2 separate regions of the Mus musculus genome follow, and region 2 is linked to region 1. A link is a contact called in ENCODE Hi-C data. All regions are on one chromosome and are shown on one strand. The core of a region is the stretch at or near the end of the contact, and the rest is flanking DNA. Distances in the headings are between cores, read along the strand shown. Region 1 holds the start of Ubiad1 (UbiA prenyltransferase domain containing 1). Region 2 holds the start of Per3 (period circadian clock 3).

Evidence for each region. Hi-C counts contacts between places; a loop is a spot of excess contacts on that map.
Region 2: a map of gastrocnemius shows a loop between it and region 1 (5-fold over the local background). The contact joins the promoter of Per3 here to the promoter of Ubiad1 in region 1. A Hi-C loop is called at or near these places in 2 of 37 maps with a recorded cell type or tissue (T-helper 2 cell and gastrocnemius).

What each region holds. Positions count from the first base shown.
Region 1 is chr4:148,442,036-148,447,568 of GRCm38, forward strand. Ubiad1 (UbiA prenyltransferase domain containing 1) reads right to left here and starts at 2,725. Exons shown (of 2, transcript NM_027873.3): 1 at 1,893-2,725. The coding sequence starts at 2,415. It also overlaps the pseudogene Gm23303.
Region 2 is chr4:151,042,597-151,048,129 of GRCm38, forward strand. It overlaps Per3 (period circadian clock 3), which reads right to left and starts at 2,069. Exons shown (of 21, transcript NM_011067.3): 1 at 1,512-2,069; 2 at 963-1,108; 3 at 80-195. The coding sequence starts at 1,636. Gm38529 reads left to right here and starts at 2,257. Exons shown (of 2, transcript XM_017320565.2): 1 at 2,257-2,432. Vamp3 (vesicle-associated membrane protein 3) reads right to left here. Exons shown (of 5, transcript NM_009498.4): 5 at 4,709-5,533.

The DNA.
Region 1 (5,533 bases), core at 1,475-3,974:
GATGTCCAGAGTCCACCTCCTGACTTCCCTCCAAAGCCCCTGCCCTTTTCCCGTGTGGCATGATGTCAACTGTGCCTTCCAGTGGCTTCGGCCAGACTTTGAGTCAAGCTTAATTCTGTGGTATCTCTACCTAAGATCCAGTCCACTGGCAAACACTGTCTACCTCCAAAGTCCATTCAGAACGTAATTCACCTCTCTGGCCACTACCGTGAAGCAAGCCACCAAACCTCTTGCCTGAACTGCTCATGGGCCTCTGACTTGGGTCTCTGCTTTTCCACCCTTGTCCACCGTGCTTATTATCTATTCCCAGTGCATCTATTCCCAGATCATGACTTCATACTGCTGTTCAAAACCTTGCAATGACTCCTGCACTTCAGAGTAAAGAAGCTCATGAGCCCAAAGGGCCTATAGAGTCCGCAAGCCTTCCCACTGATGCCCGGACACTACTTCCTCTCTTCCTTTACCCCCTGGATGACTCCCCCCCCCCCCCCCCCGTGCACACAATGAATTTCTTTCTATCACACAGGCACTTTGGCCCTTGCTGTTCCTGTCCCCTGGAGTTCTATTCCCAGACATCCACATGACCAGTTCCATCTCTCACTGCCTTCAGTCTAACTCAGGTATAACCTCTTCAGTGAGCCGAATGCCAGCCAAACGACTTAAAGCAGTCATCAGGGCCCCTTCTCTGTCCCGCGCCACGGCACTTACCACCTCTTACACTCACTGTGACCTGCATCGCACTTCAGTTAATGAAGAACCAGACTCACAATGGTTCCAAAAGATAATGGCTTACATTCTTATTACACATTGACTTTTTGTTTTGTTGTGTTTTGTTTTTTTTGAGTGCAAGCATGTGTGTAAAAGACTTTTGAGGACAACTTTTGGAAGTTGGTTCTCTCCTTCTACCTTATGAATCCTGGAGATTAAGCTCAGGTCATCAGGCTCTGTGGTATCGGCCATTATCTGTTGAGCTATTTTGCTAGCCCATTCTATGCTTTTTGTTTGTTTGTTTGGTTTGGTTTGGTTTTTCGAGACAGGGTTTCTCTGTATAGCCCTGGCTGTCCTGGAACTCACTCTGTAGACCAGGCTGGCCTCGAACTCAGAAATCTGCCTGTCTCTGCCTCCCAAGTGCTGGGATTAAAGGCGTGCGCCACTACTGCCCAGCTTAAAATTTTATTGATATGTGTGTGCACATGTGTGCTGATGCCAACTGGGGCTCCAAGGGGGTGTTGGATCTCATGAAGCTGAAGTTAAATATGTTTGTCAGGCACCCAACATGGGTGCTGGGAACAGAACATGGGTCCTCTATAAAAGCAGTTTTATATATAGTGCAGTTGAGTTTCCCACCTTTGGGGAAATCACAGGGGTCAGCATATTGGAGTACAATAGAGAAGTCTTGGCCAGGAAAACCACCTTTGAGATCATGGCATCTCCCTTGCCAGGTAAGTATGAACATTTATTTATTTCTGTATTTTATGTACATGAATGCTCTGTTTGCACTGTAAGCCTGCATGCCAGAAGAGGGAATCAGATCCCATTACAGATGGCTGTGAGCCACCATGTGGTTGCTGGGAATTGAACTCAGGACCTGTGGAAGAGCAGCCTGTGCTCTTAACCACTAAGCCAACTGTAGGGGGGTCTCCAGCCCACAGTAAGAGATCTTAAAGGCTAAGCCATGTCTCCATCGGGGGAGCAGTGTTCATAATCCACTGCCAAACCAGTATTTTCACAACTTAAGGTTTCAAAGTATCCACGATACACACATTTTGGATTTCCAGTCAAGTGGCCTACTTTAGTAAGGCGTCTTTGACACGTCTACCATTCCTATGGAAGGTAGCAGTTTCCAGTTTAGGCAACTGGGACCTTAGAGCAGGAAACAGGCCAATTCTTACCTCCTGTGTAGAGAAAGGAGCCAGACAGGCCTCCGAAGTAGATGAGAGCCAAGTGTTCCAATTTCAGAGCGGACAGGTAGTAGAGGCAAGCAGCACAGACGCAGCCCAAGGTGTAGAGGAAGACTCCAAATCGAACAACATCCTGGGGCTCCAGAATTCTGTCCACCAAAGTTCTGTCATCACTCTTTTTGTGGTCAATGCCCTTGGAAAAGTCATAGTATGTGTTGACCAAATTGCCGGCCCCGTGTACAGCCAGGACAGCCACTGCACAACCCAACAACAGCCTGGGATCCAGGACACCCTGAGACCTGTAGGCCAAGGCACTGCCCAGGGCCACAGGGGTGAGTGAGGCACTGAAGCTCCAGGGCCTCAGGGCCAACACGTAGGAGGCGCACTTGTGCCTCCAGGATCGTTCGGGAAGCCTGTCCTGCTCGGGCCATTCGTTCTTCTGCGGGTCCCCGACCTTGGCTGTCTCTCCTGCCAGGATATTAATCTTCTCCCCCGGGGCCTGTACCGCAGCCATGGAAGCTACACGTGGCTAAAGTCAATTCTAAAAGTGAGCCACTCAAGGGGACCGCCCCAGGACGGAGACAGGCGGGACAGCCTGGCCTGACCTTTCTCTGGTTCCGCCCCCGGTCAGGGTTTGGGAGGCGGGGAAAACTGAAGACAGCAACCAGGCCATGCACCGCCACGGGGCCAGCGGCGCTGCCCGCCCACCTGTCACCTGAGCGAAGCCTGTCTGGGGTCGCTTCCCCCGTGCCACAACTCAATAACCCGCCTCAGCCCGCAACCCCTATCGGGCGGACGGCGCCGCCATCTTGTGCGTCGGCCTCAGGAGGCCGGCCCGGAAACTCGGACCTGGGGCGGGCAGGGCCCGGTGAAGGCCGGCGAGGGGCGTGGTCGGAGAGGGGTGTGGTCAAAGGCCAGAGCCCAGGTTCAACAAATTAGCTAAAAGCAAGTCACTGGAAAGAAGCAGCTGTTTAGCCCTCCTGGGATTTCAGGGCGTGTCGCTTTGCGTTATACTGGGCAGGTTCACTTACTGAAATAAGAAATAAGACTCATTTGTGGTTACCCCAATACATCCTACGTTGAAAGTATTGTGCGCATTGCTGGGCTGGTGGTGCATCCTTATGGCCCTAGAACTTGGGAGACGACGACAGGAAGAGAATTCAAGGACATCCCTTATTATATAGTGAGTTTGAAGCCAACTCAAGCTTCGTGAGATTATCTTTTTGTTTGGTTTTCGGTTTTCAAGACAAAGTTTCTCAGTGTATGTAGCCCTGGCTGTCCTGGAACTCACGCTGTAGACCAGGCTGGCCACGAACTCAGATTTACCTGCCTCTGCCTCCCAGGAGCTGAGTAAGATTAAAGGTGTGTGCCACCACCACCCTGCAAAAAGGAGATGGAGAAGAGGGAAGGGAAGGAGAAAGGAAAGGAAATGGAAGGGAAGAGAGGAGAGACCGAAAGAAGAAAAGAGAAGTGTTCATAAGCCAAGAGCTTGGAAAAGAAAATGCGGTACTATGTGATGGAACATGTATGTATAGCTGGAAGAAAAAGAAGTAGGAAGCTTTCTGTGTACTAAGATGTAAAGACCTACATGGTTTTTTGCTTTGTTTCTGGAGACAGGGCCAGGACTGATGGCTCAGCGGTTAAGAGCATTAGCTGCCCTTCCAAAGAACAGGGTTTGATTCCTAGCACCCCCAAGAGCTCACAACTGCTTGTATCTCCAGTTCCAGGGGATCTGACCCCCTATTCTGGCCTTTAAAGGCACCAGGCATGCATACATGCAAGAAGATCACACTAGATATACATATATACAGGCAAAACACCTATTCATAAAAAATCCAATAATAAAATGGCAGGGGCCTATATAGCTCAGGCTGGCTAGAAATTGGCAATGTAGCCCATAATGACCTTGAAATTTTGATCCAACCTTGAATCTCCTCCAACTCCCTGAGTGCTGGAATTACAAGCATTCACCCACACTTGGTTTTATGGGGTGCTGGGGATTCCACATGCTAGGCAGATAATCTACTATCTGAGCTACATCCCAACCCTACACCCTGCAGGCTTTTGTGAACATCCTAACGTGGGAACTGCCCCTGAGTCCTGTGAAAGAACAGCTGGTACTCAACGAGAGTTGAAATGTTGGAGGGAGGGGATGCTGCGATGGGGATGTAAAGTGAATTTTAAAAAATAAATGATCAGGAAAAATTAAAAACCACAAAAAACCCACACAGATGTTAGGCCAGGCAAGGTGGCACATGCCTTTTAGTCTAACACTCCAGAGGCAAGAGGATCGGTCAGTTCAAGGCCAGTCTGGTTTACATAGTGAGTTCCAGGACAGTTGAGGGACTGTCCAGTTTACATAGTGAGGCCCTATCTCAAAACACCGGAAACAAAACAAACAGTGAAAAAACAAGTTGAGGCTGGGCAAGGAGGTGAACACTTGGTAATCCCAGCAGTGGAAGAAGGGGCATGGTGGGGGGTGGGAGTCAGAGACAGGTCACAAATAGGAGGCCCTAAGAAATTCCTTTTATGTCTTTTGTCTGGCATTTAGACAAAACCCAGCATTCCTCCAGGAGCTTGAAGACATAGTTCCTAATTGCTAAAAGGGGTCATTCTTATAAATCTGAGGGCTTCCATTAACATATGACTAAGGTGAGAAGTTAGCCTCTAGACTCCCTCAGACCCTACTCAAGAGTCTCCATGGCAGCTCAAGGGCTCCTTTTCCCCCAGGTACACAGTCCCATGTAACCCTGGAGGTCCATTCTTCCCCATCACAGATAGCATCCATCCAGATCATAGAGACCATCCATCGACCCAGCCCGACCCAGCCCGCCCCACCCCCATAGCTTCTCTCTGCTTTCCCGAGACAGCCTTGGCAGTTGGAAATAAACTTTTTCTTTTTTCACCTATGGAGCAGCTATTTTGGTTTCTTTGCTGCACCCGTTTCATTCCCTTGAAAGCCAGTCTCACCTGGAACTCTACATAGCAAGTTTTAGGCCATCCAGGGATGTACAGCAAGGCACTGTCTTAAAAATAAAAAATAAAAGTTAGACATAGTGAAGAACAGCCAACTTAGAGGAACACCTTATTTCCTTAATTACCTTAACCAAAAGTGACAAGACAAAGGATTTAGGTCACCTGCCAGTTTGGTTCCTGGGCCACGCATTAACACTTGCCTGGCATGTAGATTTTCTGAAAGCTTTATTTCTTCAACAGTTCTTTTCAATATACAAATAATTGGTGGCACAGTCTAAAGAAAGTGTGTCTTCCCCAAATCTCATTACATTTTAGTTGGCATTTCCCCAAATTAGTATCTAGGAAGTGTTATCAATGCTTTATAAAGGGTTGTATTGTAGTATAACTTGTACTTTGGTGTGTTTTTAATTTGTTTTTTAACTTAAAAACATTTAACGCTTTCAACTAATTGGAAATCTTTACCTTACTAGCAAATATTTATCTGCATTATCATTACTAATAGCTTCACATGTTTCTTTTAATATTAATGTGTTTAATAGTTCACTCAAATTCCTAATTCAAGCTATTTAGGAATTTTCAGTGTGTATTACAACACTGATAAAAAAATAAAGATTTAAACAAAAGATCTGCATAAATTTCATATGAAAAATTTTAAT
Region 2 (5,533 bases), core at 819-3,318, 2.6 Mb after region 1:
CCAGTGACTATTTTAACACCCAGAAAAGGTCCCTAGGAAGAGTCACCAGGTGGAGATGGCAAAACTCATTAAATCTTACTGTGTTCTTAGAAGTATGTTCAGAAGCCAGAGCGGTGAGGTCCTCAAGACTGTATACAGTCACATCTGCCTGGTGTGCTCCGCGTGGACCGAGACTCTGGAAAAAGTCACTGTTTGCTAAGAAAGACAGGGAGATAGACACACAGAGTGGTGACAAGCGTATCTTTAAGAAGTCATTTCTCAGCACGCTAAGGTTGGTGTATTTCCTTAGATGACGATCCCTTACGTGGGTTTCCCTCAAAACCAGGTGATTTTTTTGTTTGCATCAAGGATATGGTTAGGAATGCAAGGTTAGGTATGCAAACTCAAGACTATGAGTTTTATGAATCCTGCCTGCTCTGGGTTACAAGGAGCAAGATTCACTAGAAGTTCTAAAGCTAGTTAATAAAATCAAAGTCCAGATACACACATATATTTTTTTAATGGAGGAAACACTAGAATTCACAAACTATTGATCACAGACTGAGCAAAGCGGTTTCTGCTGGGGGAAGGAAAAACATTTGTTCTTTGATTTAGTCTATTTTGTATATACTACAACTGCATTTCCAAAGTGTGTGCATGACAGAAAAAAACAACCCAGACATGTATTTGCTCGTGTAATCTCCATGGAAGGCAATGCTCCTTGAAAAAGTCCTCTGAGTTTTACTTAAACTGCTCAACTCTTTACTCTTGCAACAGATAGGCACAATATTGCACAGTTACTAAACTGTCAGACAAATAACGTTCTGCTGGCTTTTCAAACTTGGAAAGCCTAAAGCACCACTTACATCAGCTTTAGACTTGCTTGTCTTGGCTACAAATAAAGCCCAAGCCTCTGGAGGCTGGAGTTCCACTGCACATGAGGACTGAGCCCAGCGCCACCCTATTCGCTGCAATGCATTTACCTTGCACACTGTGTACACAGCGCAGGGCATAGTTAAGAGCATCTAGGGTACTGGGCTTAGTGTGCCTCTCGGCTGGGAAATACTTTTTCATTTCTTGGACAACCATTATAAGCTCTTCAGACATTCTGTTTCGGTCTTCGTGTTCACTGAATAGGAAAAAAACAAACAAGAAACCGTAATGGTGGACACTCAAGGAATATCTGATTTTTAGGGATGTCTGGCCACCTCAACTAGCCCAGGTCACAGGTTTAATGCCCTTTCTCTTCCAGGTAGGGGACATTCTACACTTTCATTCTCCCTTCAGTCCCAACTCCGTCAAATTCTTTAACCACTTTCCTCTTTCTTTCCGTACTCTGGTAATTTAGTTTAGTAACATTCCCCCTCCCATCAATCCTCACCGAACTATTTGGAAGTTCCCTTTCAGGTCGCCTCCCCCCCCTACCGCGTCCCCGGGATCAAAAATACAATAAAAAGTTGTAAATCCTGCTTTCCCTGCTCCAGGGAAGGACAATAAACACAGAGGGTGGTGGGGAGACTTCCTAGCGTCACCTGTGGCTGCTGTCCACGCAAGTGCCCTGCAGAGGACCCTCCTGGCCAGACGCCCCCTGGAGCCCCGGTCCCCTAGTCTGGGGACAGTCGCCACCAGGTACTGCCGGGTCTCCACAGGGATCCATCCCGCCTGGCAGCCCTCAGCCTGCTTCTCTCAGTTTGCAGCTAGCAACCAAACCCGGCTTGTTTTGGTCCCTGCCATCGCCTTCGGGAAAGACTGGTCGCCGACCACGCTCATCTGAGGGGCACTTTTCTCCTCAGCATTTCCACAGACTCTGCTGGGGTGACGAGCTACAGCGACAGCTCGATGGCGGAAGCTGGCTGGACGGACCACCAGCGGGGCTCTCAGGGAGCGCGGTCAGCCTGCAACAACTTTTCCACCGTCCTTGCTGGGAAGCCGGCGAGCATCGAGAAACACCTCAGAGAGCAACGTCCGGCGTGACCGGGCAGAAGGCAGGGGCAGCAGCGCCCGGCCGTGCGGGCTCGCAGGCGTCCCGCCAGCCGAGCAACTCGCCGCCGCCCCGCAGAGCCTCGCCCACCCGCGGGCAGTCCAGTCTCGAGGCCGTCCGCGTGCCCAGTGGCCGCCGGCCCCGCCCCCTGCGCGCCAGGGATCCGGTCCCGCCCCTTCGCCGCGCGATTGGTCGCTGTTACCGGCAACACGAGCTCCCATTGGTCAGAGGGCGGGGTGCAGGTCGTGCACGGCGGGGGTTACATAACCGCGGGCGGGTGGGCGGGTGCAAAGGCCCCCGAGTACCTTACATAACGCGCGGGTCGGGCGAGGGCGGCTCTCGGCCAATCCTGGCCAAGTGGAGTGGCCTGGAAGACAACAGGGCCGGGCCGCGCAAGTCTACTGCCGGGCTTCCCGGAGGCGTGGCCTTGGGGCTGTCAGTCACGGGAGGGCGGGGTCCGCGCAGCCAACAGGTAAGTGGACCCGGTGGCGCTTGTGAGTCCGCAGGCCTCTGGGGCTCCCCGGTATCCCAGGAATGCAGTGCTTTGGGGTTCCCATTGTTTTCATCTTTCCAAAACTTGCTGCTTTCTCCCACCCGCCAATATAGGTGAGTGAACCCAGGTAGAATCCAACCGTATTTTCAGAAATACAAGTTTAATGGTACAAGGTAAGGTCCTTGGCTGCCCTCGAGTTACAGGTTCATTTGGCAACAGGAGTTAGATAGTATTGTAAGCGACGCTCTGTTTTCGAGGAAACAGCCAGGATGCTCCTTTTACATAACTGTCTCTACCCTTCAGAAACGAAAGGTACAGGGCAGAGCTCCAGCCTTCTGCTGCCTGGGTACATCAAGAACACACTCGGTAGTGGGTGGAGAGATGGCACAGCACTTGAGAGTTAAGCACCTACTGCTCTTCCTTTGGATGGTTCCCAGGCATCTTCTATCAGTGTCTCACAAAGTGCCTGTAATTCCAGTTATAGGAGATCCAATGCCCTCATCCATCAAGACACCTGCACAGTGAGCATACGCTATCCAGACATACACCACATAAATAATAAGATCTTTAAAAAAATACACTAAGTATTTGTTGGATGAATGAAAGTGTTCAGGCCAAAGGAGAAGGGGAAAATGCCAGAGAGCAAGTATCCACATTTCATATTGGGCAAATGACCGATTTTTAAAAAAAGTCTTTCTCCACACTGGATTACTCTACTCCTGAGTTCTTCAAGAAACATTCATTGTACGACCATTGGGTGCACATGTGGGCAGGGATTATTGTACTGAGGACAGAACCAAATTCTCTCATACTCAACATACAACACATGGATGATGCCTCAAAGTCAAGAAAGCCTAAGATGCTGGTAGGACATAAACTGGTAGGAATGGGAAGGACAGAGGAAGGAGGCAAGAGCCCCAGGGAACAGGCTGGAGGGTAAGGGAGGGCCGCTGAGAAGGGGAACTGAATCTGAGTGATCCTTTGGGGTGGGGGAAATGGGTGGGCTAACAGAACTGAAAAGCACTGTCCCTTTCAGGCCATCCTTGTGAAGTACAGGTTAGTCATTAAGAACCTGAAGCGAGGGCTAGAAAGACGGCTCAGTGCTTAAGAGCACTGACTGCTCTTCTGAAGGTCCCAAGTTCAAATCCCAGCAATCACATGGTGGCTCACAACAATCAATAATGAGATCTGATGCTCTTCTGGTGTGTCTGAAGACAGCTACAGTTACTTAGATATAATAATAATAAATAAATCTAAAAAAAAAAAAAGAACCTGAAGCAATGGGAGAAAGGAAGGGCCAGATTGTGATGGGGTTTGTGCTTAAGGAAAAGTATTTAGACTTTTATGTTGTAAACATAGACAAAATCCTACCCGGTCTATATTACATTGTTTGCAAGAGTGGGGGAATGAGGGGAAATATATTCAAAGGAAGGCAGATTAAAAAAAAAAAAAAGCCACACATTTGGGACATGCCTCCCCTAAGTTTACCTGTGTGGTTGGTAGCTGTGTGGTGTACCAGGGTCAACTCTACAAATCACTTCCAGAAGACACTATTTAAGAAACCCAATAGCCAAATCCTTACTGGTCTGGTAACTGCAAACCAGCTATGGACTCATCTCTGCTCTGAAAAGCACTTTTCATTAAGGTATATGATGGTTAATTCCAGTTGTCGACTCCATTGTATGTGGAATCAACTAAAAGGCAGCCTGCCAGGTATTCCTGATGGGTTTCCCTGCTCGGAGTATGTAAAGTGGGGAAGATAGGAGAAGGAAGCTCTGCTCTTTGCCTGCAAGCCTTCACTCACAGGCGAGTTAATCTACCCTGCTGTTGCTGCACTCTGATGTTATCAGAACTCAGTATGTTTTCATGGGCTTCCACATGGGCTTCCACATGGGCTTAACACCAGAGATTTTCCAGGAGTCCTCCAGGCCCACAGTACCAGATGGAAACTTCTGAGGAACTCAGCCTCATGGACTAAGCAGCTATCAGGTTCTCAGCATCTTCAGTGTGAGGTAGACCATACCACATAATAAAAATCTTTTAAAAATATATGTTCACCTTATTAGTTCTGTTGCTCTAGAGTCCCCTAACACAGGGTGAGATCTACATCTTCTCACAGGAATATGTGCTCCTAGGATAATGAATAAGAAAAAAACATAGTTTGTCAGGGAGGGAGGGGGAGCATCAAGGGTCAGAAGTTTAGGACATGCATCAGGTGTATTCCCAACTCCACTCCAAGAAACACGACACAGGATCATGTTAATAAACAACTTTATTCTGGTCACCATACCGGGAACATTCCCAGCTAAATGCACAGAGAAGCGAGGTATCACTGTGTTAATACAGGAGCCACTGAGTTACATGGGACAGAATATGAGGAGACAGCACCAAAGTTGTGAGGTCAGACCAGGACAGAAGCCCTAGGCTGATGCGGCAAGGCATATCTTCAACATCTGTATTGTTTCAGTAATGTTAGGGGAACAGATAAAAAACTAGAACCAGTTGGGCGTTGGTGGCACACGCCTTTAATCCCTGCACTTGGGAGGCAGAGGCAGGCGGATTTTTGAGTTCGAGCCAGCCTGGTCTACAAAGTGAGTTCCAGGACAGCAAGGGCTATACAGAGAAACCCTGTCTCAAAAAACAAAACAAAAACAAAAAACTAGAACCAGATTCTATGACATCTTGAGTAATGCTGCTTTACACACAAACACAGATTTCAGGACATTCTAGTGGCACTGCCATAGGCAAGCAGCTTTCCCTTCACCACTTCCTCAATTCCACCCATGCCTGAACTCCTGTCTTTGAACCAAGCCTTGATGAAAGTCTCATATAAACAATGAAACTGTCCCAGACAGCAATGGCTACATTCTAAGAGCACCAGGCATCTCTGGTTAGCTATCCTCTACGAGTGACCGGTGGCTTACCTCAAGCATAAGACAGAGATGAGTACAAGCAGTACACAGTCTTCTGGAACTCTGTGCAGACTGATGCCTTGGTGAGGCTGCACGGCTACTGCTCACATCGCACTAGAGACCACAGCCTAGCTCAGTCTACAAACTGCTGGCTAAGTATCTTGTCTA